Regions from separate parts of the Homo sapiens genome. Here region 2 is linked to region 1. Evidence: read pairs that join two places in POLR2A ChIA-PET (ENCODE). Cell type or tissue: PC-3. All regions are shown on one strand. Each heading gives the region's core, and the rest is flanking DNA. Links, peaks and the distances in the headings are about the cores only.

The links. Peaks named below come from ENCODE experiments on the same cell type or tissue, not always from the same donor. Only the 100,000 strongest peaks of a DNase experiment are listed, where the experiment ranks them.
Region 2: POLR2A ChIA-PET joins it to region 1 with 5 read pairs; 6 of 35 experiments call an interaction of 5 or more read pairs at or near these places.

What each region holds. Positions count from the first base shown.
Region 1 is chr6:14,887,813-14,890,730 of GRCh38, forward strand. All of the region lies in intron 2 of LOC105374945 (a long non-coding RNA gene), which reads right to left. Among named protein-coding and RNA genes, the nearest start is that of JARID2-DT, 360 kb to the right of the region's middle. In PC-3, for the core only: no CTCF peak of the experiment used is centred there; DNase peaks (open chromatin) are centred at 1,609 and 1,969; H3K4me3 peaks cover 950 bases; H3K27ac peaks cover 1,942 bases.
Region 2 is chr6:14,717,944-14,720,861 of GRCh38, forward strand. No RefSeq gene overlaps it. Among named protein-coding and RNA genes, the nearest start is that of LINC01108, 430 kb to the left of the region's middle. In PC-3, for the core only: no CTCF peak of the experiment used is centred there; no DNase peak of the experiment used is centred there.

The sequences.
Region 1 (2,918 bases), core at 262-2,761:
TGTAGCGGACAAGTCCGGGGCTGCATGCCAGATGGCAGAGCAACAAATTGCAGTTTCTTTTTTTTTTTTCAGAGGGAGACAGGGTCTTACTATGTTGCCCAGCCTGGTCTTGAATTCCTGGGCTCAAGCAATCATCCCGCCTCAACCTCTCAATGTACTGGGTTTACAGGTGTCAACCACCACACCTGGCCTAAGTTAAAGTTTCTTAAATCCTTCCCACCTAAAATCAAACCTGGGCTTGGGGGAAAGAAGCAGCTGTAAGAAGACCATCCTGAGGACAGGATACTGACTAAAGTCATTGCCTTGCTGGGTAGTGAGGGGTTTGCAATGTCATGAGCAGCTTTTGCTATGTGGTGAGCAACTGTCCCGGCATCTGCCGTCACGGGCTGGGAAGACCAGGTAAGAGTTGACATGCCCTGCTAGAGATGAACCCAAGGTGCTGTGGGCGGCCCCACCCAATATATTCTCCATGGAACCCAAGAGCCTTGTCAAGTTACTGCAAATGCACAGTCTTAGTTTCAAATCAAGGCCCTCCATCCATAACTGCTTGTTTCAAGGGAAGGTCGCTGCCAAACTATTTCTTCATTTCTAATAGGCACCTAGAAAGCAACAGAGGGATGGTAGAAAGCCACATGACAGCCATTTGGCAAAGCTTTTCAGAATTGCTTTTCTATTTTTCTGTTTTGTAGGCTCTGGGGTTCCATTGAGACTTCTACAGTCAAGCAAGGATCCCATTTCTTAACATTTTGCAAGCCTTTTTTACAAATGCCAAAAAACATGCCTAGGGCAGAGCCATGGACTTTCTGAGCTCTGTTTACTAAACCACAGATTGTGACAGCCCCAGAGCTGGTTGTTCCCATCCAATCTGTCCTTCACATTGTTACCAAATCTGGCTTCTTAAATCAGGCCTGTCACCCTGTTGTTCCCTTGCTGAAGGACTTCTATCACTGGTGGGAGCAAGTCCAACCTCGGATTTGCATTGGCACCCCTTCATCAGCAGGCCTGCTTCACCCCTGAAGCTTGGTACGTACTGTCCATCCCCCAGGGCAGGGAGTAGCCAAGCCCAGTTCCTTCGTGCCACTGGGCCTTCCTACCGCAGTTGTTTCTACCAACTGTGCTCCCTTAGGCAGCATGGTGGTGAAACCAAGCCAAGGCCAGAGTCATATGGCAACAGCCCCACAAACTATGTGTCCTCTGCCCAGCTGCAGGTGTCGCACAGAGGTTAGGTGAAGTGGCGTGCTGATAAAAGTTTAATAAGTGGCTCTCCAGGAGAGAAAATGTGTGCATATGTAGATGTAAACACATAGGTTTATTATAAACTTTACTGCTATATGATACACACAATCTGGTAAATTCCATATAGCCAATTGTTTCTTATGTATGCTTTCATTGATTTTTATTTTACTTATTTTTATTTTTAAATATAATAACCAGAGACAGGGTCTCACTATGTTGCCCAGGCTGGTCTCGAACTCCTGCCCCATCCTCCTGCCTCAGCCTCTCAGAGTGCTGTGATTACAGGCATGAGTCACCACACCCAGCAACTTCCATTGATTTTTGACAAACTCTCTTCTCTGTAGCCAACCAGTGTGGCAACTGATGAACAAGTATAGTTCTGGGATGGCTGTTGGTTGCTATTTTCATTTATGTAAACAACAGGAAAGTGAAACAACTAAGATCTGTGTCAGAATTCCACTCATTCGTCAATGATAGGAACAACTCCTTTACAGAATCAGATACAGTTGTCAAAGACTGGAGGAAGATTTTCTCAAATTTTTTTGTGTCATTCACAAAGTAATGGCTATTGATAGGCAGACTTTAAAGTTTTATCTGTATGTTTAATATTATCTCCCTCACTTCCTTAAGTCTAGACCAAGGGTTCCATAAAATTTGACTCTTACGAGCCAGATAGTAAATATTAACTTTGTGAGCTATTCGGTCTCTGTCACAACTACTCAACGGGGCCATTGTAGTGCCAAATCAGCCGTCGACAACAGGAACACAAAAGAGCGTCCCTGCTATGTCCCAATAAAACTTTTTATGAAAGCAAGTGGGGGCCCAGATTTGGCCCACAGGCTGTAGTTCCCAACCCCTTGTCTAGACAACCAATGAGACAATAAATCCAGCCTGATTTGTAGCGTTTGTTTACAAATCAGTTGCTGTGGCTATTTCAAGCTAACAATGCAAAGTCACTGCACGAGGAGTATGGGGAGGTGGTGTTCACCAGCTTGTAGAAATCTAATGTCATATTTCTACTGGTGTGAGTTTCCTAGGGCTGCCATCACAAGGTGCCACAAACCAAGTGCCTCAAACAACAGAAATTCATTGTTCCACGGTTCAGGAGACTGCAAGTCCAAGTTGAAGGTGTGGGCAAGGGGGGCTCCTTCTGTGAGCCCCGAGGGAAAATCTGTTCCCTGTGTCTCTCCCAGCTCCTGATGGTTTGCTGCCGTGTTGGGCGATTCTTGGCTTCTGCTGCATCGCCCCAATCTCTGCCTTCATCTTCACGTGACATCCTCCCTGCGTGCATATTTCTCTGTGCCCAAACTTCCTCTTTTTATAAGGACACCAGTAATATTGGACTAGGGCCCCACCCTAATGACCTCATCTGAACTAATTACATCTTCAACAACCCTCTTTCCAGATAAGGTCACGTTCTGAGATACTGGGGGTTAGGACTTCAACATATGAATTTGTGGAGGGAGGGAACACAAATGAACCCATAAGACCACCGTACAGTGACAATAGTCATAAAGAGCTTCTAGAGCATAGATAATAAAAAATAGTTGGGAGGCCGAGGCGGGAGGATCACGAGGTCAGGAGATCAAGACCATCCTGGCTAACACGGTGAAACCCTGTCTCTACTAAAAATACAAAAAAAAATTAGCCGGGCATGTGGCGGGCATCTGTAGTCCCAGCTA
Region 2 (2,918 bases), core at 118-2,617, 170 kb before region 1:
CAATGTTCCCAACACAAAAACATGATCAATGTTTGAGGTGAGGAATATCCCAATTACCTTGATTTGATCATTACACATTGTGTGCAACTATCAAATATCAAATGTACTTCATCAACATGTACAATTAGTGTGTATCAATATAAAATATTTTTTAAAGCTGTGATTCCTGCTCCTACACCCCTGGGCAGCCATCCCACCTTTGCAGCAATGAGGTAGAGAGCTGGGGGGAACTATCAGGTTCTCCTGTGTTCAGATAAAATGTAGCATGGTTGTGATTGAAAGGCCTCAAGTTTTCTAGTTCCATTTTGTTCTATTCCCCACAAAAAACAACTACAGGCTGGGCGCAGTGGCTCACGCCTGTAATCCCAGCACTTTGGGAGGCCGAGCTGGGCAGATCACGAGGTCAGGAAATCGAGACCATCCTGGCTAACACAGTGAAAACCTGTCTCTACTAAAAATACAAAAAATTAGCTGGGCATGGTGGTGGGCGCCTGTAGTCCCAGCTACTTGGGAGGCCAAGGCAGGAGAATGGCGTGAACCCAGGAGGCGGAGCTTGCAGTGAGCCGAGATCGCGCCAATGCACTCCAGCCTGAGTGACAAAGTGAGACTGTCTCAAAAAAAAAAAAAAAAAAAAACAACTACAGAGGAGCTGTAGCTCTAAAACTCAGCAGGGCTGGGCATAGTGGCTCACGCCTGTAATCCCAGCACTTTGAGAGGTCCAGGCATGCAGATCACTTCACGCCAGGAGTTTGAGACCAACCTGGCCAACATGGTGAAACCCTGTCTCTACTAAAAATACAAAAATTAGTGAGGCATGGTGGTGTGCGCCTGTAGTCCCAGCTACTCAGGAAGCTGAGACACGAGAATCACTTGAACCAGGAGGCAGAGGCTGCAGTGAGCCAAGATCATGCCACTGTACTCCAGCCTGGGCGACAGAACAAGACTGTCTCAAACAAAAAATTTAAAAATGATATATATATATAACACAGATGGAGAGAAAATAAATCAATGAAACTATGGAGCAAAGAAGAGAAAAATCTCAGCAAGCAGTCAGACTGACCCTTTCTGCTCAGTGTGGCTGAAACCAAAGCAATGAGGCTGGCACTTTGCCTCCTGTCAGAAAGGCTACGTGTGTTTAAAGGACAGCAGCATTCAGAGATTTTCTCTGCAGGAGGTCTTGCTCTCTTCTCCTGCTGAAAATGTCTGACTCGATTCATAACCAATATCTAAATATAGTCATGTTGGTTATTTCATGCACTATTTACATGCATAATCGTAATCTCAATTGAGTCTCAACTTCAGAAACACAGTTTATTACAGTGGGATTAGAGTACACAAACTCCTATATTCTGCATTCCACAGCCATCTTCCTTCTCTACTTACCATTAACTAGAGTGCTTCCACAGCTTATTCTCCAGTGGAAACCAGTAAGAGCCTCCGAAGGAAGGCCAAGTAGTGGAGGCGTGACCTCCCAGAGCCGACCACTGTCTCTCCGCTGACCCAGCAAACAGCCTACATGATAGTCACAAATAATATGGCCCCATGGGCATACGCGTGGGCCAAGTGTATACCCGCCCCTTCCTTCCTCTCCCACTCAAGAAAGCAGATCAGAATGCAAGAATCTAAAAACAGCATTGTTATGGAAGCACACTCTAAAATATATTGTAATTTATCAACAAAGTAAATTATTCAAAACTGTGATACTCTGTTATTAGCTAGCAAATTCCTTTTCATACCCAGAGTGGAACACAATGGTTGAACACTGCTTTCTTAGACACAACTTTGAATGCCAACCACTTGAATTGTTGATGTCTGACAAGTGACAAAAATGATAAATGCTAGTGTAAATCAACTCATAGAAGATCCAAGCACTTTAGAGAAAAACAAAATATCTCTCTCTTTCTCAGAACATGCTTACCAGAACCCCACACTCTTCAGTAACAATAACAAGTGTATGATCACCCAACAAAGGCTCTATCACTCTCTAAGCAAAATAAACAGGATAAAACGTGACAATTTTATCATTATGGATTATTTTAATTTTTATTATTTGTGTTTTACAAACTTTCTGATTCCCTATGAACATCCTTTACCTTTTTAAGGGATAATGTTTAAAATGTTATGTAAAAAATGGAATATATTTTCAACACAAGGAATGGAAAGTCATGAAATTTAATGAGATTCTAGAAGACATTGGCTTGCTTCAAAGATTTATGCAAGAACATATCTGTAGCAATGAGGAAAGAAGGCATTTTAAAAAGACCTCCAAAGAGAAAAAAATTGCTATCACTTTTTTACTGGAAGATGTGACAGATATTGTAACAAAATTCCCACGGTCCCAAAAAACCATTAAAAGATACCTCTTTCTGAATGCCTATAATCTGAAACAAGACTAATTGGATCTGTACAAGTCATCCATCAGCTAAGTTCCTCTAAGTGAAAGACACTTGTCTTTAGAAAAAGCATGTCCCCAAATTGGAAATATGAATTGATCAAAGGTACATAGGCACAACACCAAAATCTATTTGGTCACTGAAAAAAAAAGGGTTTCTCCAGTTCTGGGCTTGGGATATTTCTTTCCAATCATTTGGGAAGCAGTTGAATCAAGTCCGGGGGTTAAAATACTGAAAGTCCAGAGGGCAGCATTTCCATACAACTCACACATTTCTCCTGCTGAAGTGAGCTTTGAAGTTGAGTGGCAGCCAAGATAGAGGGGTAGAAAAAAAAGAGAAAGAGTTACATAGGGGCTGGTAGTCACTCAAAGGAAGAACAACAAGAATTAAGAGAAAGAAAAAGAAAAGGGAGGTGAAAATGGATTAAAACAAAGCCAGGGAGGTCCAGCCTTCTCCCTCATTGCCAAGGTTGGGAAGATGATGGAAGTTTGTCCTGCAAACTCATCAGGACTGGGGGCAGTAATT